2 separate regions of the Homo sapiens genome follow, and region 1 is linked to region 2. A link is an interaction called in ENCODE POLR2A ChIA-PET data of the cell type or tissue named here. Cell type or tissue: IMR-90. All regions are shown on one strand. Each heading gives the region's core, and the rest is flanking DNA. Links, peaks and the distances in the headings are about the cores only.

The links. Peaks named below come from ENCODE experiments on the same cell type or tissue, not always from the same donor. Only the 100,000 strongest peaks of a DNase experiment are listed, where the experiment ranks them.
Region 1: POLR2A ChIA-PET joins it to region 2 with 6 read pairs; 2 of 35 experiments call an interaction of 5 or more read pairs at or near these places.

What each region holds. Positions count from the first base shown.
Region 1 is chr6:4,057,823-4,070,071 of GRCh38, forward strand. PRP4K (pre-mRNA processing factor kinase PRP4K) reads left to right here. Exons shown (of 15, transcript NM_003913.5): 14 at 906-992; 15 at 2,591-7,161. The coding sequence ends at 2,794. It overlaps FAM217A (family with sequence similarity 217 member A), which reads right to left. Exons shown (of 7, transcript NM_173563.3): 7 at 10,545-12,098. The coding sequence ends at 10,874. Among named protein-coding and RNA genes, the nearest start is that of FAM217A, 15 kb to the right of the region's middle. RefSeq lists an enhancer at 1,373-1,667. In IMR-90, for the core only: a CTCF peak has its summit at 1,451; DNase peaks (open chromatin) are centred at 1,509 and 2,259; H3K27ac peaks cover 607 bases.
Region 2 is chr6:4,167,179-4,179,427 of GRCh38, forward strand. LOC124901246 (a long non-coding RNA gene) reads left to right here. Exons shown (of 5, transcript XR_007059416.1): 3 at 3,977-4,122; 4 at 6,833-6,947; 5 at 9,690-12,231. Among named protein-coding and RNA genes, the nearest start is that of ECI2-DT, 37 kb to the left of the region's middle. RefSeq lists enhancers at 1,407-2,013, 2,014-2,619 and a cis regulatory region at 9,631-10,110. In IMR-90, for the core only: no CTCF peak of the experiment used is centred there; a DNase peak (open chromatin) is centred at 7,083; H3K27ac peaks cover 302 bases.

The sequences.
Region 1 (12,249 bases), core at 365-5,364, 110 kb before region 2:
CAGCTTACTGCAAGCTCTGCCTCCCGGGTTCATGCCATTCTCCTGCCTCAGCCTCCCGAGTAGCTATAGGCATGAGCCACCGCACCCGGCTGTAACTTAGCTTTTTAAGATTTCAGCCTATTTGCTGAATTTCTAAAGATTTACACATTTTTCGTAAAGGTCAGAAAACTGTATGGTTTTCAGTTGTGTTTTGTTGTTGTTGTTGTTTTGAGACTGGATCTTGCTCTGTGTCCCAGACTGGAGTACAGTTATAGCTCACTGCAGCCTTGAACCGAACCCCTGGGCTCAAGCAGTTCTCCTGCCTCAGTCTCCAATGTAGCTGGGACTACAGGCATGTGCCACCACAACCAGTTAATTTATTTAATAATTTTTTTGTAGAGATGGAGTTTCACTATGTTGACCAGGCTGATTTGTACATATTGTCCAAATTCTATTAGGTTGGACTTTTTTTAGAATAAGTTACATAAAAATGAGCTATGTTGGTATTAGTTTTAATGAAGTCTGACCTGTATCAGGGCTGTTGGAACATAATTAGTAAAGTGGCATTAGGTTCCCTAACTGCCAAGGAGAAAAAACCTGAGTTTTGTGATATTTTTAGGAAGAAATAATTTAAAGTCTTTGTTGACTCTCCAATTTTAAATAGTGAAAGGACAATTTGATGTTATAATTGTTTTAAGTCACTGCCTGGACAAATATAATTTCATGTTATTAAGTAGTTTTAGGTACAGCATTGGTATTTGCTTTTGCAAAGATGTTAATGAATTCCTGGGATCAAGGGAATCTGAGATCAAACAAACCTACAGAGACTAAATAACATACTTATTTGACTTATTGTATATTAATTAAATTGTTAGTAGGCCTGTTTCATAATAGTTCAAAACCCAAGTTTTTGTTTTGTTTTGTAGATGATTCGAAAAGGTGTGTTCAAAGATCAGCATTTTGATCAAAATCTCAACTTCATGTACATAGAAGTTGATAAAGTAACAGAGAGGGTAAGTGTTTTAAATGCAGCATGCAATAGTTATTTTATTGTTAACTGAGTACTAAATCATACGAGCTGGTGAATTAAAAAAAAAACAAAAACCCAAAAGTAAGTATTTCCTTTTTGCTGTCGACCAATTCCTAAATAAAACACATCAGACCATGGAAAAGATGGAGGGATTTTAAAATGTTTTTCTAGCATAATTAATTTATTTTTATTATAGGTCATATTTAGGCCCTCGTCACATCTTCTTTGGATTACTTTCTTGGTCTGGCTTCCCATCCAGCTTTCTTATTGCTGCTAGAGTGATGTTTCTGAAAACATATCTGGTCATGTTCCTATCCCTGCTTAAAAACCTTTGTTGGCTCCCTGTTACCTATGAAATAATATTTAAGTTCCTCAGAATGACAAATCCAACTGCTTTCTTCAGTTTTCAGACCTCTCTTCAGTACATTCAGAACCCCCACCTTTCCACATTTGGCCAGAAGGCGTGCTGGTTCAGACCTTTGTGCCTTTGCTAACAGACCTCCCTGAGCTTAGTCATTTCCTGTGCTGCCTCACCCCCAACCCCCTAAAAAATGTATCATCTTCAAGCCTCAGCTGAAATACACATTCTGTATGAGCCTTTTGAAAACTCCCAGATTGAAGTAATGATTTCCTTATTTTTGTCCCATTATTATAGCATATGTCCCTGTCTTTGTCAGAGCACTTAATAATACTTCAGGGTATTAACTTATTCACATGTCTGTCACTTACCACTTCAAGGTAGGGAAAGTACAGTGCAAACAGCTCATGCTTATCTTATTGTAAATTTTCATTGCTAACTTGGAGTTGACTTTTTTTTTCTTTTTTGAGACTGAGTCTCGCTCTGTCACCTGTCACCCAGGGTGAAGTGCAATGGCACGATCTTGGCTCACAGCAACCTCTGCCTCCCAGGTTCAAGCAATTCTCATGCCTCAGCCTCCCGAGTAGCTGGGATTACAATTGTGTGCCACCACGCCTGGATAATTTTTGTATTTTTAGTAGAGATGGGTTTTGCAGTGTTGCCCAGGCTGGTCTCGAATTCCTGAGCTCAAGTGATCCACCTACCTTGGGCTTCCAAAGTGCTGGGATTACAGGTGTGAGCCACCGCGCCCAGCCCAGAGTTGGCATCAACTTTTTCATTTAAGTTTTTTGGTTACCTTTTAAAAAGATGTACAGCATAGAGGAAACCACAGCAAAGTTTTAAATGAATAGATGATGATGATACAGTCATGCGTCACATAACCACAGCATACACTCACACACATCTAGGGTAAGTAGTATGGCCTTTTGCTTCTAGGCCTGAACTGTAAGTTGGTGGACTGAATACTGTAGGCACTTTTGCAAGTGGTAAGTGTATGTATGTATCTAAACATAGAAAAGGGAGAGCAAAAATACGGTATTCCAATCTTAAGGGACCACTGTCATATATGCAGTCTGTCATTGCCCAAAATGTGCACTGTGTGTATATATTTTGTATGTATATGCATGTTTTTAATATTTTTGATAGACCCCAAAACAATCTGATTTAAGTTGTATATGCTTAGTAACTTATTTAGAGATACGCATTTTAAAAATTATTTTTAGGAGAAAGTTACTGTTATGAGCACCATTAATCCAACTAAGGACCTGTTGGCTGACTTGATTGGGTGCCAGAGACTTCCTGAAGACCAACGTAAGAAAGTACACCAGCTAAAGGACTTGTTGGACCAGATTCTGATGTTGGACCCAGCTAAACGAATTAGCATCAACCAGGCCCTACAGCACGCCTTCATCCAGGAAAAAATTTAAACAAGATGAAGAAACTCCAAGGGTTTGAGTAAATACAAAGACTGAAGAAATTTCACAGCAGTTTATTAATGTATATAAACTTATAAATATTTCTCCAGCAAATTTGAGGAAGCATGATATATTTGAATTAACACCAAGGGTGATATTTCTTTTAGAGATGTTAGTTAATCTGTTTTGTGTCTTACGTGAAATTTCACTGTAGACTGTTTTAAATTGCCAAGACTGCACAAAATTACAGTGCTAATGTATATGGTTGCAGTTCACATAAAGACAAAAGCATCTGTTATGAAATGAGTAGTAATATTGGGTGGTTGATTTGTTCTTAGCAGACTTGGCTTCATTTTGGTCTTGAGATAAAATGGCCAGCATAAATGCTGTTTATATTCACGTTTTCCTAGGTGTGTGTGTGCAGGCCACAGCAGCATGCCCTTGGTGTAGTCAGTGCCGAAAGGGGTCTGTTCCTTCTTGAGCCTGCCTGCAGGGATGGTCTCCTTTTAAAGCAGGTTGTGTGCAGCATTCAGTACACTGAAGGTAAGCTAAACCATCAACATCTCTGGTGTTTTAAGATGTTATTTTATTGGAACAACTGACAAATGAGGGATGTTAGCTTTGTGGCAGAATTCCCTGCATGTGTGATAACTGATCTTGTTTTATTTTTTGGCATTGCAACTGTGGCATAGTTACAATTTCTGTTTGTTCATCACATTTAAAATTGGAAGAGAACGCGCTTGATGGATAGAGCGCCTTCAGTGTACTGTTTCTTATTAACTTTACTTTTTTTAAATCAACTTGCTATAGACTTTATATACATTTTGTTAAATATAGTTCCTAGTGACATAGAAACGATGCGTAGTTTTCATTTACTAATTACAAATGTTGAGGCCTAATTCTGAAAGTCCTCATATTTAAAGGCTAGACAACGTAATGAAATTTTTAACTATTTGTATGTCATTTTGAAAGTGTACTGCTTTATGGTAAAAGTGTTTTTCATTTGTTCATTGTTTTCATTATTTGTGATCATGTTGTCTTTCAATACAGGCATAAACCTTCCACTCTTGAACAAAGCAGCTGCTTTTTAAAAGCGGTAATTGCTTCTTTACCTTTTATTTCTTTTGTAAATGAAGCTTTTCTTTAAGAATGTGACTTTAAAGTGTTGTCTATTGCATAAAACAGTTGACACTCACTTATTGTAAAGTGAAGATTGTTCTACTGCATGTGAAGTGGACCATGCAGATTTCTGTATGTTCTCAGTATGCATCACTAGATAATAAAGTCTTTTGTGAACAAGGCATTTGTAGCCATTTTTAAAAGTTTTTGTCTTCAGTGCTGGTAAGTCAGGTAAACCATAAATAGTTAAAAGCAACCTTTTGTTTTTTTCCTGAAAGTTTTTAATTGAAAGTATTATTAGTTAAAGATGTAAACCTAGCCAAAATTACCAGTTTATTAATAATTAGGATCCTAATTATTTCAAAAAATCCTACAAATATTGTCAGCTTTCAGTGTAGTGAGATTATTCCTGTAGGTTATGGGGTATAATTCAGGATTTAACTAATGTTTCTGCTATTTTCTCACTTTTCCTTTTGATGGTGCGGAAAGAGAAAAAGGAAAACGGGGCACAGGCCATTCGACGCCTTCTCCAAGGGGTCTGATTTGCTGAGACACCAGCTTCACCTTCTTAACAAGGTTATTTCTGACAGCATGTGTAGATAAACATTTAGCAACAATTTAAGACAAAATCGTTTAAATCAGCTTGGTTTTGCAACACAAAGGAATTTGTATTATTAACATGGTAGAAGAGAATTTTTCAGAAATATATGTAATCTTTGCTGTTTGGGGGGTAAAATTAATGCTTGTCTCCCTGAGGAATATGGAAAATAATCAGATTTTAGGGGTTTAAATAATATTTTTAAATTGTAAATGGGATTTTTTTATTCACCCAGGCACCTAATTACAACAAGCATGCACATTTTGGTGCATTCAAGAATGGAAAATCAGAATAGCAGCATTGATTCTTCTGGTGGGTTTTGCTCCATTTAAAGACATGAAATGAACTACAGCCAGGAAGGTGATAGATGATATAATAAGCCACCTCTGAACCTACACCCCGTCTCTTCACGGTTTAGACTTACTAAAATAAATACAAGGTGATTTTCATCTTCAGGTAGAGTGAAGCCTTTTAATTAAGGCGTCACAGGTGCAGCTATTCTACCTTAATGAAATGGGTAGTGATTTTCCCACCATTATTTATTTCGGTGATAATATGCTGCATATTCAAGTCTCTTGTAGTTATTTTCACCCAAAGTAGTTGACAATTTGATGCTTCTGGTGATGTTTATGGCTTCATTTTATGTAATTTTTTAAGTAAGTTCCACTAGAAACAGTTCATCTTATACCTTCAAAACTGTTACCTGTTCTTTAAAAAACAAAGTTGCTTGTTACTTGTTCTTTGTGTTTTAGGTGCAGCTCAGTGGAAGATGATGACAACCAGAAGACATGAGCTAAGGTTTCTGTCCTATAAAAGATTTATTAAAAAACAATCCTTCATTTATTTTTTGTCTAATTTTTTAGTTTTCAGCATTATGATTTGGGTTTTATTGGTGTTTGGTATTTAGAATTAGTGCTGTTGTGGAGTGCGTCTGTAAAGTGCTTGTTTTATCATACTTCCTGCCTCTCCCCTCCCCCAGTTTCTCCTCCCCTAAAATAAAAATAGTGGTCAACTTTAGTAATATAAAAGGCTGCTGGATGCTGAGATTCCACATAACACATGGTTGTCAAAATTGGATGTTAAGGATTCTTAGAAAAACAGCAACCACCAGAATAGCATATATCTGAAAGTAGTCTTCAGCTTTAGGCAGATGCAAAAGAATACAAACTGGAATATTAAGAATACTGTTCAACTCCTTTAGTATCTGTTCCCCAACTTACCCTGTAGAAACCTCGTTATTAACCAGTGTTCCAGTCTTAAAGTAGACAAAATATTCAGAGCCATTTTTTTTAAGGGAAATGAAAAAGATACTCTGGGTTTTTTATACTCCCCAATTTAGCATATCTAGACTACCTATTTGAAAGGAACCCTATCAACTGTCTTATGTACGTTACATGATTTTCCTACACTCTGTAATTTTGCTGAGGTGCAATTTGGAACTCTGCAAGACCTACTAGATTGAATTTATTTAGTGAATGCTCCTGAATAAATGTGCATTCCTCTTTTAGAGTAGCTGTATGCTTTTCAAATGCTATCTGCCGTGAATTTTTTGCTTTTATTATACTTTATGGCAAAAGTGATATCAAGTGATTGTCAGACTTGAGGGCTCATAGAAGTGTTAGGTACGGCTCTCAAAGATGTTACAGTTTTTTCTAGGGTTGGGAGAATAGTTGAGATCTGGAAAGCATAGACATTTTTTACACTCTGGATAGACTTTATTCTTGAAGATCATCAGAAATGAGGTTGGAATTTCGAGGTTTTGAGCAGGGGGAGCATCTTATATTCACCCTTAAATCGTTATTAATACATCCTGTTTTCTTCATTCCCTGATAGCTATCTCATTTCACTCTACTGTCTCAAAATTTTGTTTTAAAATAATAGAAATGTTTTGCCATTATTAAGTACCACTTTATTCCTAACAAAAATAAGTACTCAGGACTTTTTTTTCAAAATGAAATATTTATGTACTGTTTTATGGTATGTGGTAGAGTAAGTAAAATGTAATGTTCTCAGTTTTGTTCCATATTTGCATTCCTCTTATGCTTTACCTGTATTTTATCATTTGTAAGCAGAACTCTAGCTATATGGGGTAGAAATAAAATCTCTGAGATGAAACAAAGGAATCAACATGATAAAATTTAGGCGAAGTAGTTAAGAAATGGCCCTTTTGAATGTTGAAGATAGGAAAGAAAGCCATATATTCAAATATGTAATTTTCCTCATTTAGTTATAATGACATCTTTACCAATTGGGCTTCATAAATGTGTTTCTTTCTTAATAGTATCCTAGTTCCAGCATATATTCAACATGAATTTTATCATTCTCCTCCTAATGGAATGTCTTCCTTATAGAAATGTTCACGACAAATTCATTTGTGTTTTTTACATGTCAATAATGTATGCTAAATTAAAATGTTTTCCAGTTATTCTGATAGATGTCATTATGGCATCCTTAATTTTTCTTCTCCTTCTGTATATAGGGTAAGGGACTGTTCTGAAGAACCTTTCCATTTAGTGATCAAGATATGGAAGCTGATTTCTGAAAATGCTCAGTGTGTACTCTAATTATTTATGGTACCATTTGAATTGTAACTTGCATTTTAGCAGTGCATGTTTCTAATTGACTTACTGGGAAACTGAATAAAATATGCCTCTTATTATCATATTGTCTCCTGGTTTTTTTCTTTGGTTGAGTTCAGATTTTCCTCACAAACATCAAAACATTTTCAAAGCATTAGGTGCACAACACCAAAGAGTGTATTATATTCGTGTTCCTGTTACATACATTTCTGCTTTGGTTTTCCTAGTAAAGGAAACAGATAAGTAATGAGCCAACTCCTGTTTTTATAATGATAAAAATAAATTGGTTCATTGCTCACATGATAGCTTGACAAATCTTGGGCTCTTATCCTCAGTATACCCACTCTTTATTTTCTTCTTTTAAGGAACTGTTTTTGGCTTTTCAAAACAGTGAGTAAAATAGATTCACAGTGTAGTTTGTGAATCTTAGTGCATGCAAAGCAGATAAGGCAGGCAGAATGGCCTTGTAGAATGCACCCACCCACCCCATTGGAGCTAACCACCGCAGAGTGGCAGGTAGAAGCTAGTATGCTTGATTCTGGGCTGAGAAATGGTCAAATGGCACTGGCTCTGGATAGTCTTCATGTAAAGGCCCCAGTTATAATTTTGTTAGACTGCATAACTATCTAAAGTGGCTATGAGGTTATTGTATCTGGTACATTTTAGGGAAAATAGTATGCAGGATGTATTGGTTAAGGACCTTTCACACATACTTTTTTTCTTTCTTTTTTTCTTTTTTTTGAGACGGACTCGCCGTCTATCGCCAGGCTGGAGTGCAGTGGCACGATCACAGCTCGCCTCCGCCTCCTGACCTCAGGTGATCCACACGCCTGAGCCTCCCAAAGTGCTGGGATTACAGGCATGAGCCACCACACCCGGCCACACATACTTTCTCTAATTAGAAAGATTCAACCTCATGAAGATCCAGTGAGCTGAGGACCATCAATGACTGGAGAGCTAAACATGGGTATTTATCAGCAAACTAGGTTTTCCCGAACAGAATTTATATGTGTGTTATAAACTGCCAAATGTTTTCTTATTTAAAGATAATGGTGGGCGTTGACTTCCACCAAGTATGAAAAATAGCCAAATATTTTGTATTCATGTCTCCAGTTTTGTCCACTACATATGTAGACAAGTGGGTCCCACTTCACCTGTTTGAACCAGGTCTTTTTCCCCTGTCAGTCTACAGGATAAATTTGAGATGATACATCTCTAATCCCTACAAAACTTGCCACTTCTGGTCTCAGTCCCATCTCCCATGCCCATTCCCACGCCTAGTCTTACTGAAAGGGTTTGTGTCTGTTGCACCGTACCATTTCCCTGTGCCTTGGCACATGCCCTGCAAGAAACAGGACATTGTTAGGAATTATTGTTCTGCACCTAACTAGTGCTAAGGAGGTCCATTCTCGAGATGGTTTGCCCTCCTGTGTCATTCTTACTTCCCTAATGTATTTTGTGAATACTTGTATATGCCAGGCACTTTTGCTGCTGGTCATTTAACCCGCACATGATTATATGAGATAAAGACAGTCTACCCACTTTACCCATCAGAAAAGTGAAGCAAGAGAGGTTAAGGAAACTGCTAAAGGTGTTAGGTGTTCAGTGGCAGGAGTCTGGGTTCGAATTTAGACAGCCTAGCGACAGAGCTAGTGCTTGTAACCACTATGTCATGCATGACAGTTGGTAGTCAAGTACTACCTGCCAGGATACAGTGGTGAGCAAACAGGCATGTCCTTTCTGAAGGTTTTACAAATAAAAATTACATCATAACCCTGGGGGTGAGGGAAAGAATCCAGGTAGCTAAGGAAAGTAGAAACGAGAATGGACACAGAGGGCTTGTCAAAAAGGTTCAGTACACAAGTTAGAAGGAATTGTAAGAATTAAAGATGGTTTGTGGGAAACAGGTCACTGCAAGTTGGAATTTAGTGAAAATGTAAGTCCACTTTGGCATATACTTTTATGAGAGGGATATTATACCACTTTGGATTAACGGGACTGATTGTATGGGATACAGGTAAAATTTCATTATGCTAAGACTAACCAATTACGTTTGTTTTCTATTGCTGTGCTATATGATTCTAGAAAATTCTTTGAAATTAAAAACTAAGCATGCTCTCTGACCCCTGCCTCTAAGAAAACTTTGAACCTTAAGCTACTAAAGCTGGAAAAGCTACAGTTGTTCTCTTCTGCATTTATTTGAATTATTCATTAATTCACTCATCCCTAACTCAAATATTCCAATATTCCATCTCATTTGCAGGGATGACACCCAAACATTTAGTGGCTGTCTTTGTGTGTGGGGTTACGGGGGGAACGGCTTTTTTTTTTTTTTTTTTTTTGAGATGGAGTTTTGCTCTGTTGCCCAGGCTATGGGCAATGTCGGCTCACTGCAACCTCCACCTCCCGGGTTCAAGCAGTTCTCTGTCTCAGCCTCCAGAGTAGCTGGGATTACAGGCACCCACCACCACGCCCAGCTAATTTTTGTATTTTTAGTAGAGACAGGGTTTCACTATCTTGGTCAGGCTGGTCTTGAACTCCTGACCTCGTGATCCACCCACCTCAGCTTCCCAAAGTGCTGGGATTACAGGTGTGAGCCACCACGCACAGCCACCTTACTTTTCATTTGGTACCTTTGGATAATGGTTGAAGTTTTAATTGTGTATTTTTTTAATTTTTAGAAAAATTAATTTGAATTCACCAACCATCCACTTAAAACCCAAACACAGTATATTCCAAAATATCTGAACCTCTAATTTATGTATGTTACATCAATCCTTTCCTTTACATCTTTCAAAGTGTGATCCAAGAACCACCTGCATTAAAATCACCTGGAATATTTGTTTATAATGTGTGTCCATGGGTCCCAATTCCAAAGATTGTGTTTCAGAGGGCCTGCAATAGAAGCTAGGACTCTATTTGTTTCCTTGATTCTTAGGGGCAGTAAAGTTTGTCAGTCACATAGTTTTCCTTTTTCGCTAGTTAATGAGTTATGTGTTGGCTGAATGAATTTCAACTAACCAGCCTTAAGACTTCCAGCAGTGCAGAGCCTTGGAAAAAACTCTAGTAACATGACATTTTGGCTGCTCTGTGGACAATGATCTTACTCAATTTTTCCTTCAACATTTAGAAAATACTGGATCTGAGTGGAAGAGGGTTATTTCAAGCCTAAACCTGTAGTTGGGCCCCAAAGAGAACTATCTTTCATGTAAATGACAAAGAAAGGCCAGGGACAGAAAATTTCTAAGGATTTGGGAGGAGCTAGGAGGATCTAGAGGATCTTGTACATTAACAGAACAACAACTTCTTTAGCTTTTAAGGGCCAAGTAAATGCCCAAAGGATAGGTCAAAATGATAGATCTGTGGAGATGAGGGCACAGGAAAAAAAAAATGATACCAGAGTGAGAAAGACTTTTTAAAAAATCAACTCTTATGACTATATGACAAGAACTACAGCTGCAATAAGTCAATTATACCATTTATTGATGGAATTATACTGGAAAACAATCACTGAAAAAAGAGTAGCCTTTTGAATAGAATAGTCTACCAAGTGAACCATTTACTTGAAACACAACATGCAAAAGATTGTGAAATATGTCAGTATAGAAGCCTGTGGGTTTATATATAGACATCTCAGCAGTGCTTTTCACAAGTTCTACTCCATATCACATCAAGCAACTGTTTGGTGATTTTGGGGGACTGTTAATAGTACCTGTGTCTTGGAATAATTAACCATATCTTAGTTGGGCTTCTTAGAGTAGATGTGTTCACATTGAGATGTATGAAAGAAAAGAGTTATTTTTGTTCAATGGGTGAGCAGCACTTATCCTTAGCAATAAGGGAAGGCGACAAACAGTTTAGCTTCTGAATAGAGAATGGTCTATTCAACACTATATTTTGTCGGTAAAGTTTCTTTTTGGTCCCAAAGTTTCTCTTCGGTGCCTTAATTTCTTCCTTCTGATTTTCGGGAAAAGTCAGAGGTATAGGTGAAACTGGCATTGGAGACCTCCATGGCAGACATCTTGTGGAGACCATTTTAACCATTGATTGATTTGTATGGCCAATAGTAGGTTTGAATGAGAGTTCTTGGCATGGACTTAAAATAGAACTTTTGGGATTCTTATCATAAGTTTCAATCAATTGTTTTGGGGTGGAAGAACTTTTTAGAGACAGTGGTCTAGAATTCCATCTATATTTGCCAGCATTGCTCCAATTCCGTTTTAAAGCATTTTGTTCAAGCTTACAAGAACCAGAGTTGTTTTTACTTTTTTCTTGACTTTTATCTACACAAGGTATCTGAAGACTCAAAGAGTCGCAAAGTTTTGGCTGTCTCACTTTTGGTGTAGCTTTGGAGGAAGAGGGTCGTTCAGTAACTGCTGGAGTACAGAAAGTCGTTTGTAGTCTTGGCCTCTCTTTTTGAATAGTCATATGTTGTAATCGTTCTAGTTCCAGTAAACGAGTTATCAAGTGTTCAACAGAGGTTTCTGCAGGGTCCACTGTCACTTTCCAATTGTCAGATTTGGAGAGGGCTAAATTGTGCAAGTCTAGAGCACTGAAAGGAGGAGGGAGAAAATCAGGATATGGAAATACTTCATTTGGCTCCTCGGTGAAAGGTTCCTCAACATTTTTTATTGTTTCTGGCTTCAAGTTCAGGTCCACCTTTTTAAAATAGCTGAGTAAAGTATCATTTGTCTTCTCATTTTCTGATAAATCACTTTCATCTGTGAAATTTTCTTCCACACTGCTGTTTCCATGTTTCAAATTCCAATTTGGAGCAGGTAATGTTTCACCATCATTGTTTTCTATAGTTGAACATGAACTAACATGAATCTCATTTCTGTTCTTAAAAAAGTCTCCATCAGCATAGGGCCAGCAGAGACCTAATGGCATTGGCAGTCCAGGGTAAGGACCAACTTGCTTATCAACTGAAGCAATTGTTAATGGGTGGTTCAGAGTGAAGACCCTTATAGGATGATTGATTACATTAAAGCCAGTTTCCACTGAAGATTTTTTGAATTCCCTTTAAAAAATAATTTAATTAATGAATGGTTTATTGACTAGAATTAAAATGCTATTAAAATGATACAGTTAAGTACCCTTTATCAAAGATTGGTTAATGTTTAGTTCCCAATGGCATATGTGTATCTAGCTACCTGCAACAGAAATATGTT
Region 2 (12,249 bases), core at 4,671-9,670:
AAATACCTGTGAAACCATCACCACAACCAAGATAATGAACACATCCATTACCCCCAAAGGTTTCCTCATTCCTCCTGGAAATCTTCCCTCCCCACGCAACTACTGGTCAGCTTTCTATCACTTTAGATGAGTTGGCATTTTCTAATTTTTTTTTTTTTTTTTTTTTTGAGACAGAATCTCACTGTGTCACCCGGCTTGAGTGCAGTGGCGCAATCTCGGCTCACGGCAGCCTCAACCTTCCAGGTTCAAGTGATTCTCATGCCTCAGCTGCCTGAGTAGCTGGGACTACAAGTGTGTTCCACCATGTCCGGCTAATTTTTGTATTTTAGTAGAGATGGGGTTTTACCATTTTGGCTAGACTGGTCTCGAACTCCTGTCCTCAAGTGACCCTCCAGTCTCCGCCTTCAAAAATGCTGGGATTACAGGCATGAGCCACCGTGCCTGGCCTCTGAAATTTTATGTAAGTGAAATAATACAGCATGTAGCCTCTTTTGTTTGGCTTCTTTCACTCAGCATTATGATTTTGAGATTCCATCATATTTTTACATGTATCAATAATTTATTTCTTTTTATTGTTGAGTAATATTCATTTATGGATACTATACTGCTGTGTGTTTATCCATCCATCTGTTGAACATTTGGGTTGTTTTCAGTTTTGGCTGTTATTACAAATAAAGTTGCTATGAACATTCATGTACACTTGTGCATGGGTTGAATGGCTGGGTTATATGGTATGTGTATCCTTCATCTTTTAAGAAAAAACTGTCTTTCAAAGTGGTCGTACCATTTTACATTCTCACCAACAGTGTATAAGAACTTTAGTTGCCCATGTCTTTGCCAGCACTTAGTATGGTTAGTCTTTTATCCATTCTAGTGGGAGTAAAGTGGCATCTTATTGTAGTTTTAATATGCACTTGCCTAATGACTTTGGATAATGATCATGTTTTTAATGTGTTTATTTGCCATCAGTCAATCTACTTTGTTGAGGTGTATGTTCAAATTTTTTGGGTATTTTTTTCTTATTGATTTACTTGAATTCTTATTGAATTGTAAGGGCTCTTTATATAATCTAGATACAAGTCTTTTGATGCATACATTTTGTAAATATTTTCTCACAATCTATGTCTTACTTTTTTACTTTTATATTCATATCCTTTAGAAGGGCAAACATTTTAGCTTTGATGACATCAAACTTGTTTTCTGTTTCATACTTTGTGCTTGTTGTTTCATATTTAAGAAACGTTTGCCAAAACCAAGGTCAGTAAGATTTTCTCTTCTGTTTTCTTCTAGAAATTTTATAGTTTTAACTCTGACATTTAGGTGTACAAATGGGTCCATGCTCCATTTCCAGTTAATTTTTGCATACGGTATCAGGTAAAGGTTGATTCTTTTGCATATGACTATCTCATTGTTCTAGCACCATTTGTTGAAAAGACTATTCTTTCCCCATTGAATTTCCTTGATACTATTGTCAAAGTCAACTCACCATATATGTCTTAATCTATTTCTGAGATCCTCTGTTCTAGTCATGAGTTTGTCTGTCTTTCTATAAAAACTACAATGTCTTGATTATTGCATATTTATAATAAGGCTTTAAATTCAGTAGAGTGAGTCCTCTAACTTTGTTCTTTCTTGATAAAATTGTTTTGACTGTTCTACATCATAATCCTTTGATCCATGCCAATAGCACATTGTTTTAATGACTGTGGGATTGCAGTATTTTTTAATGTTTATTAGGGCTAATCTCATCAGGATGTGCTGTTAACCACTCTGAATAAGGGGCTGATCCTGAGTGGGCAGAGCTGTCTCCCAACCCCATTTCCGCCTCTTACCCACTCAACTCATGCATTGCCTGGATTCGCCTGTCCCCAGATGGGGTCTGGAGAAGCAGCCCTTAAGGCAGAGCAGAGTGTGTAGGAGGGGCAAGGAAAGAAACAGCCTGCTCTTTTCTCATGGGGAGTTTTGGACTGGAAGGTGCCTGCTGAGTAGCCTGTGTGCCAACTTCCAAAAGGAAAGATACAGTCAAATTCTGCCTCGAGTTCTCAAGCTCTGAACGTTTCAGACATAAAAACAGTTGTTTTGAGAACAACGGTGAATCACAGGGGGAAAGGGTGGGAGAAGTTCCCATGGCTTTTCTTTGAAATTTCTTCACAGCAGGATGACAGCATTTACATAAAAAAGAGAGTTTATTGGCAGGTTTCTGGAAGAGAGAGGGAAAAACAATGCTGTTATTTCAGGGCTGCCAATGATCTCACATGTATCCAGTGTCTTTTCTTCAAGGATTACAAAATACTTTACAAATGTTACATTTCCAGACAGTTATTAATCCTTCCAGCACCCCTGTGAAATGAAGAATACAGTCTGGTTTGGATGAATGCAAATGGCCTCCCACCTAGGCTCACTCATCCCCAAACTGAACAATGAATGATGGTGGAGTTCATTCGTAAGTGCTCGTGGGCTATTGATGAGCGCTCCAGAGCTTTTACCCAAGAACACGGGTCATCCACATGATTCTGAATCCTGGTCATCCAGAAGGCTCTTGTTAACAGGCAGACAGGTATTTTCTTACAAACTTAAACATTTTTTGAGAAAGACATCCTGCAACTTCTCTAGGTAATCCTGTTCAGATAGAAATATTTGTTTTTTCTATAAAAATCTCTTTTTCTTTTATGTACAGCTATGCACCTATATGTAAATTTAATACATTTATACATTGTTTCTCAGTAGAAAGGAGGAGTAATTCAATTATTTTCATTATAAAAGCCACAGGCCCAGCCGTGCGTCTCATGCCTGTAATCCCCACGCTCTGGGAAGCCAAGGCAGGAGGATGGCTTGAGCCCAGGTGTTCAAGACCAGCCTGGCCAATATAGTGAGACCTTGTCTCTACAAAAACCTTAAATAATTAGCTTTGTCGGTGGTGTGTGCCTATACTCATAGAAATAAGGAGGCTGAGGCAGGAGGATTGCTTGAGCCTGAGGGGAAGAGGTTGCAGTGAGCCCAGAATGTGCCACTGTGCTACAGCCTGGGCAACAGTGAGACATTGTCTCATTAAATAAATAAATAAATAAAATAGCTATATAAAAGCCATAGAATTTTAGGGCAAAATGGAAATTTGAAATCATCTTCTTATTTTTTTTGTTTAGTGAGTGAGGCCATTGATACACAGATGAGTGGCAACTGTAGCCCATAAACTGAAAGTCAGGTCAAGAGCCAAGCTCTCTGGAGTCCTTGTCGAGAGCTCTTTCCACTGCATGGCATAGACACAGCACACACACCCCAACTTCCCACATTCCTGTCCATGGCAGACATCCACAATCAATCCCAGCACGGCCTCCATTCAATGTCGCTTCTTCTTTCAGAGATCCAGGCAGCCATTTACTTCAATGGGAATCCACACAAGCAGAGTGGCTGTGGTGAGCACAGGCTTTAGAGCCAGACAGACAGACAGCAATCCTGTATTATGTCATTAATCACTGGTGGATTGACAAAACTACTCAATCTTTCTGAGTCTCAGTTTCCTCATTTATGAAAAGGCGGATTGCAAACCTTGAAAGGCCAATCCTTCAAGATGAATCCTGACTGGGTGACTGGGCCTAAATTCAGTAAGAGCCAAGTGACCATTTGCTGACTAGAGGTCACATACGTGTTCTGAGTTCCATGAAAACCTGCATGTCTGCATAACTTTGAGACTTTCATAGTTGCCTGTTCCTATTTTTGTTGCCTGAACCAACCAATAGGCTGTGACCTACATTAACCAACCAGAGCTCAGTAAACGTCAAACAATCATAACTAAGCACATTTAAATGTTTCATGTGTATATGTGGACTTTAGTGAGAACCTGGGTTAGAACTTCCTCTATAAAAGTCAAATTTCCCATTGTTCTCTGGACTGCACCTTCACTTTACATGAAAGCTGTGTCTCTTTGGTATGAAAAATTTACTGGAATAAAGTCTCTTTCCTCTACATTCCTTTTCAGAGAAGTTTTGTTCACATTCTTTGGAATCAGAAGTGGAATTCAAGCAACACTGATTCTTCTCCTGATGCTGTCCTGAACCAACACATTGGGATCTTCAAGGGTCCTTTGAGTTCAGTTGTCTTCTCAGAGATGCCAGGAAGCCTCAGGTAAGCCCTCTTGAATTCAGACCTCCCATGCCTTTTTTTTTTTTTTTTTTTTGAGATGGAGTTTCACTCTTGTTGCCCAGGCTGGAGTGCAGTGGCATGATCTCGGCTCACTGCAACCTCTCCCTCCTAGGTTCCAGTGATTCTTGTGCCTCAGCCTCCAAAGTAGCTGGGATTACAGGCGTGTGCCACCATGCCCAGCTAACTTTTGTATTTTTAGTAGAGACGGGGTTTTGCCATGTTGGTCAGGCTGGTCTCAAACTCCTGACCTCAGGTGATCCACCTGCCTTGGCCTCCCAAAGTGCTGGGATTACAGGTGTGAACCACCGCGCACTTCTCCCATGCTTTTGATCTAAGCCTCAGAGCCTTTATTTAACCTCCTCAGCCAGTCCTCTTCATCTGGACCCTGAAAGAGACCTCCCCAGGAAGGGGGGCCTCTCCATCTGGTTTGCAGAGGTGGCCTCTTCATAAGGTTGCAGACCCAGCTGTTCCATCAGGTTTTGTGAGGACACTCTAAGGTGCGCTAGAGGGATGCCTTCATCAGCTTAGTGCAATGGGTAACCCGTGATTTCTGTGTTTCCCTGATGATCAGCTGCCCTCTGGCACTCCAACTGGCTTTATGAGCAAAAATTATGTTCCAGAGAGTTGTAATTGGCTAGGTCTCTGGACAAAAATTACCTGGGATGATCTAAAAACTTTGTTGGCCAAGATGGGGTTCTTTTGAAATTCTAAAACTTGCCTATCTGTGCTCACAATTAGAACAAAGAAAACACTGAACTTCCCAGAGATAATGAAAAGCCTTTTCAAGTTGGTACTTTTAGAGTTTCGAATAAAATCAAGAGCTACTATGCTTCCCTTAAAGAAAGCAATTCCAAATTAGGCAAACATCTTAATGAATTAAAAAGAGATTAGCACTTGGGAGACTGAAACTAAAGCTGCAGAAAAACCTAAGACCCTTCTTCTGCTAGCTCACCTCTCCTGTCACCTTGCCTGTCTGCTGCATCTTTTACAAGGCCTCTACTTTACCTTTCACTCCCTCCTTCCTCTTTCACGCTTTCTGAATTCCTCTTTTTCTCTTCTGACATTTCCACTTCCTCCAGACTCAGCCCCTTTTAAGGCCCAAATAATGGGGAGTAGAAATTGGCAAATTCCACGCTCCTTAGTCCATGTCAGAACTTTTGGCCCTAGTAAAACATTTCCCTAGTCCCTTGAAGACTAACTTCCTTGAATTTGAGTAACATTGTAGCCTAATCATTAGGGCTTATCAATCTTGATCAGCTGTTAGCTGCTGAATGGGAAAGACTCTGAGGACTTTAAGCAGACCGGTGCCCAAGGATTTGATAAGGCACAGAAACAGGATACCAAATTACTAAAAGCCATTCCCCTATTTTTTCCCCATCAGATAAACTGAAAAGCCATACACCGTTTACACAAAAAAAGGATGAGACCATTCTTGATTATTTTGATAAATTTGAACAGACTTTCCAACAAAATTTGGAGATCAAATATTTAAATGATGAAACATTCCATTTATTTAATTCCTTTTTTTTTTTTTTTTTTTTTTTGGGGCTGGTCTTTCTGAAGCTCTCAGTACCCTGGTAAAACAGCTTGACCTTAACTGGGCTGTAAAGTAACCTTATGAAATAGCCTCTTTGGCCAATTCATTATCCAAAACTTTAGAAAAGAATAAAGAATCTAGGGCTACTTGAGCATTAGACTGTCAAGAGAAGGCTGCTAAGTTAATGGTCCTTCAGTTACAACAATTAGCAAGGGACACCTCAAACATGCCCATTCTTCAAAACCAAAATTTAAAAAAAAAAGTGTGTTTTCAGAAGATGTTCCAGACATTTTAAAAAGGATTGCCCCAAATACAAATGAAGGCTGCAATTAAATCTTGATAAAGTCCCTGGCCCTCTACCCTCAAGCAGGACAAGGGATGATCCAGGGACATTCTGGGAATAGAGCTCTAGTTGACATTGAGCCACTGTCCTTAACCCTGATACTCTGGAGTGTCCCTGCCAGAGTTCTGAACTCATCTGGATGGTTGCAGGAGCCGACCAACCTGTGATGGTTCCTAAATCTCTATCCCTCCAACTGGGGGGTCCTGACTGACAATCATTGTTTTTCGTGTGTTCCATCGGTTCCCATACAATGCACCTCCTGGAAAGGAACTCCTTAGAGGCCTATCAAGCCCCTATTTCCTTCTCTTGAAGTGGGGGGCTAATGCTTGAGTTGGCAGCCCTGAGCTCAGCAGTACAGTTAGAAAATGGAGACTAAGTTAGAAATCACATAACTAAATTGGTCTCCAGGATATGATTTTTTTTTGGCCTTCAGCTGATTATTTTGAAAAGATTTCTAAACTTTGTCTAGGCTCATCTTTATTTTTCCTCATAAAATCCTGTGATAAATTCCTGTAATTTTAGGTTATCTTGGCACCCATTGTAATCCTCCTGTAACACACTCAAACTCCTTCTTGACAAAGCTTAGGTTCTCTCAGTTATTTGACATGTAAATTGCTACCCTGTTTTCTCTAAAACTCAGTAAGGGCTTTGGCCATGTGAGACATAAATTTTAACCTGTTCCATTTACAGAGACATAGTTAGAATCCAACCGTCCATTTAAACAAGTAAGTTATACCTGACACATGGCTAAAATTTTAAAATTAAAGCCATACAATCTTTATTTGTGTCTGTATATATTTTTATGTATACAGGTGTATGCATGTCTGTTCGTATGTTGTCTACATAATACCAAGTTGACTTCGTTTGTTCGTTCGTGTGTTTTTGTTGAGCTACCGGGCCTGGCCCCACATTGACTTTTAAATAAATGTGAGTATTCATAAATTAAGTAAATAAGCCCAAATGCTTTTCAAGTTCATGTGACTTTAGTCAACTTTTGGCAACTAACACTAGTTTAATACTGTTTGTTTAATAAAAGTAACAAGATCTTCTGAGTTATCAGCAAAATATGCATGTATTTAATGTTAAGATTCTTGCTTTCATGATATGTGCCTAACAGACAAGTAATGTAGAAATGGTTAATAGAAAATTTAACTTGAGATGATGGCTAGAATTGTCTAACGTCTCATGGAATTTTCCAAATTGTTAAGAATGAATACATTAAGGCCAGGAGCTGTGGCTCACGCCTGTAATCCCAGCACTTTGGGAGGCCGAGGAGGGCAGATCATGAGGTCAGGAGTTCTAGACCAGCCTGACCAACGTGGTGAAACCCTGTCTCTACCAAAAATACAAAAATTAGCTGGGCACGGTGGTGTGCACCTGTAATCCCAGCTACCAGGAGGCTGAGGCAGGAGAATTGCTTGAACCCAGGAGGCGCAGGTTGCAGTGAGCCGAGATCACGCCACTGCACTCCAGCGTGGGCGACAGAGCAAGACCCCATCTCAAAAAAAAAAAAAATTGCAAGAGGTTTTGATTTTTTAATTCTGAAATCTGTTTTTTAACAGCCACCCTCTGAACTACAACAGTTTCTATTTCTGCCACATTTCTTCCTGAGATCTATCTAACTTCTCTAGTTTCAGGTTAGAAATGCAGCTCTTCGGCTGGATGCAGTGGCTCACCCCTGTAATCCCAGCACTTTGGGAGACTGAGGCAGGCCAATCACCTGAGGTCAGGAGCTCGAGACCAGCCTGGCCAACACAGTGAAACCCCGCCTCTACTAAAAATACAAAAATTAGCTGGGTGTGGTGGTGGGCGCCTGTAATCCCAGCTACTGAGCAGGCTGAGGAAGGAGAATCGCTTGAACCTGAGAGGTGGAGGTTGCAGTGAGGCGAGATCGCGTCATTGCACTCCAGCCTGGGCGACAGAGCAAGACTCCGTCTCAAAAAAAAAAAAAAAAAAAAAAGAAATGCAGCTCTTCTTTCTAACCTTGAAAAGGTCTATCTTTTTGCTTGGCTCGGGTAATATCTTTTTTCTTCAACCTTTTCTTCAGCTACTGTAACTTTTTTCTCCAGTTCTAACTGCTGTTGTGGCCTGATGCTGAAACGTTTACCTTGAAGGTCTAGAGAAACAATGTTACCTTCAGTGTAACTTGATTCTGTATTGTTGGGTTTTCTTGATGTGTTTGAGTTGTTCCATGTAACCAGGAAACTTCCCATGCTGTCACTAAAAGCCATGAGTTTCCCTGCTCAAGGTACTAGTTTTCTTGTTTACATCCCTCTATAATATGAGTACATTCATAACCCTGGACACACTCTTCCTGTGTCTGATTAAATTCAAGTACCAGGTTAACTTTCAGTTTATCTAAAAAACCTACAGGAGGTTTTTTCTTTACTTTTAGGTAACTGACCTAGAAAACAAAGACTCTGTGTTTACTAAGATAATTTCTTATGTTTCATGTTATCTTTATTGAATTTTTGGTTACTTAGGAAAACTAATAGCTACTTGGGAGGCTGAGGCAGGAGGATCACTTCAGCCTAGGAGTTTGAGGCTGCAGTGAACACACCACTGTACTCCAGCCTGGGTGACAGATCGAGACCCTGTCTCTAAAAAAAAGGAAAACTGGCCAGGCATGGTGGGTCACGCCTGTAATCCCAGCACTTTAGGAGGCCAAGGTGGGTGGATCACCTGAGGTCAGGAGTTCAAGACCAGCCTGGCCAATACGGCAAAACCCCATCTCTACTGAAAATACAAAAATTAGCTGGGCATGGTGGCGTGTGCCTGTAGTTCCAGCTATTTGGGAGGCTGAGCTCAGCAGGAGAATAGCTTGAACCTGGGAGGCGGAGGTTGCAGTGAGCCGAGATCATGCCGTTGCACTCCAGCCTGGGCTACAAGAATGAAACTCTGAAACTCCGTCTCGGAAAAAAAAAAAAAAAAAAAAAAAGAAAACTGAGCTTTTAAAGGTTAGAGTTTTTATATCCATGTAACATTCTTTATTGCTTTTTAAGTCTTTTTATTATCACTCTGGTTAAATGAATAACTACTATTTAGTAGTGACCTGTGATTCTGTTTTGATCAAGTATTTTGAACCGTTTTACATATTTGGTGGGTTTTCCCCAGGAACAAGATTCTAAATTAAGTATTTTTGATCTAAAATTAACTTTAGGATTTGCCAGTAGGGTCCCTGGAGAGCATCAAATAATGTATTTTTCATCTTGTAGAGATATTAAATGATTAGGCTTATTGGGCAAGTCATGTGGGAAGCATTATCAAACAAGAAATAGTGTTTAATTTCTTTTAAGTTATATTTGTATAATGCATTATTCATATATGTTCCAAAATTATATGTGATTCCTAAGATTCTGATCTGTTATGATATGTACCATCAGTCATGATTTTGATTATTATTAACTTGTATGTCACAGAATTAATCAAATTTCTTTCTCAATTGCATCTTTAACTATGGCCATTCTAAGTCTTATGTAATCCACTGACAATTATGGTTTTACTTTTATCCTTCTAAAAAAGCTATTTATAATCAGTTACAGTCTAAAAATTTGCTGCTTTGTCAAGGAAATTCATGGAAAAGACACCAAGTTAAGAATTCCCTCCATCCTCATGGGAAGGGGACCCTATCAGGTACTTTTAACCAACCCATGTGCTGCTAAATTACAGAGCATTGAGTCATGGATCCATATTTCTCATTTAAAAAGAAGGCTCTTGATCCTTCTACCAAGTGAACCGCCCAACTGGTCACTGATATCAAGCTCAAGTTAATCAAACTACAGCCACCAGGACAAGAAGAAGACAACATCTGGGGTAGACTGCTTTCTCCCAAGATACCAGAGCAGGCCTGTATAACCTCTTTCTTATCTTGAGCTAACATGCCTAGTCCTTATGTTTACTTTGCAATTATTTTAATTATCATAGCTTTGAGAATCTTATGCCTCCTGGGTGTCTTATGCCACTCTGGGGTAGTTCCATATATTCCACTATTTAGACACGCCATGGGACTCACTGCCTTGCTGGACTCTTTATAATCCCCTCTTTTTACACCATGCTGTACTTCTTCCTTGTCCTTTCTTTCTCAACTCTGCTTTTCAGTTCCTCCTACTCGTGGGAAGATAATGCCTAGGTACAGCAATCCCAATCCTTGCCTCTGCAGGCAACCTAACTGAGTGTTGGATATGTCACCTTTCCCCCTGCCGAAGTCATCGGAGGAAACAGGAATCCTATAATCATCCCAGTGACCAGCTTCCCTAATGTGCTCAGTTGCTTGGTACTCCTGTTTGATCCACTTGCTGTTGCCTATTGGGTGCATATTCATGCTCCTGAGGTTCATCCTTGTTTTCTCCTCACTGGTATATCCCATAAATACCTTCCTATTACCCTACCTTGCATTTCCTCCCCTTCTTCTGAATACTCACCACCCCCCTCCTCTGTGTCTTGCCAAATCCCATAGAAACAGAACACTTAGTAACACTTCTCTCTGCAGAATATACCAAAGAAAGCTTAAGAGTCTCCTCTATGGCTCCCCAAATCTGCCGGTTGGATCACACCACTCTGTCATTACCTAAGACAGGTACTTGGTTTGACCACATACCCTCTCTTGCCTGTAAACAGCTCCTTGAATTTTCATAACCTCTCAGGATAATTACGTGCCCCTTCAGGCTGTGTTTTTGGCTGCAGCTACGTCAGCCAAAAAGAGTTTTTCTACCCCTGCCTCGGGTCCTGAGAAAACACAGGCATTTGCTTTCTGGGTCAAGCCATTGCTCCTGTCACTGTTATTAAGTCTCTAACTCAGGGAATGTAGAGTCTACATCCCAGGGCCAAAAGAGCTCTACCAATAATTGATGACTATGCTGGTGATAGCCCCTCAGATTATAAAGATGATAGCTGTGGATACTCCTAAGGATGTGATTTACCTGGTAGGCTTAACTCTAGTGAAGGATCTAAATGGGAAGGGATTCTGGGGTCCTGGTTTGGGCTAGACCCTGCTTGGAATGAATATAGGATCAGAAACCTTTCCTGCATGGTTCGCAGAATTGCCCACTCCACTGCCTGTACCATCAGGGCACAACAGAGATTTCCAGATTCCCTTGCCCATGCGATCCTGCACAACCACATTGCATTAGACGGTCTCCTCGTTGCATGTGGTGGTGTTTATGCTGTCACTAACACTTCCTGCTGCACCTGGGTAAATACTTCCATTCAGGTTGAATTAGAAGCATCTGAGATCCAAAGTTGGCCAAATCCTACAGCTGGCTGTCTGAAAAGGACACCTTCAGAAAGCCTCCTGGCTGGGCTTGCTGGATTAGAATTCCAATTTCCAGATATTTTCAGCCGGCTTCTTCTGGTATAGGATTCCTTCTGTGTTCTGCCCTACAAATTGTAATGAATCTCCTTGGGCTAAGCATTTGGCTCCTCTTTAAAATCATTGTAGCCTGCTTTAACAGATATCTGCATGAGACCCTCACCAGGATCGTGCTGACCCAAGACCTTGAGACTTTAGACTCATTCCAGCTGGAAACGGAAGCCAGCTTAAGCCAAGAGATGTTAATTCATATTTAACAGGTGCCTGAGTGCCTCTCATAAGTAAATGGCTCTAGTTGCTCAGTTGATCACTGCCTTGTCAAAGGATCTCTGCACGGGACTAGAAGAATCTGGAACAGGTTGCCAGCCACTCTAGCACGATGATGGGATGCAACCAACCTAATCAATCATCAGTGCTGTCTGCTGACAGGTTTTGATAAACGGGGGGCGTGGGGGGAATGTGAACCTTGAAAGAGCCAATCCCTCGGATGAATCCTGAGTGGCTAATAGCCTAATTTCAAAAGAGCCAAGTGGCCATTTGCTTACTAGAGGTCGCACACATACTTGGAGTTCCTGGAAAACCTGCATGTCTGCTTAGGGGCTTTCATAGCTGCCTGTTCATGTTTGTGCTGCCTGAGCCAACCAATAGACTGTGACCTATGTCAACCAATCAGAACTCAGCAAGTGTTGACCAATCAGAACTCACCAAACATCAACCGGTCAGAACTAAGCAAGTTTGAATCCTTTATTTGACTAAGTGGACCTGAGTGGAACCTGGATGGGATCTTTCACTATAAAAGAAAAACCTTCCCTTTGCTCTCTGGAACGTACCTTCATTTTACACTGAAGGCTGTGTCTCTTCGGTTTGCCAACTGTTACTGGAATAAAGTCTCTTTCCTCTAAATTCTCTTTCAGAGAATTT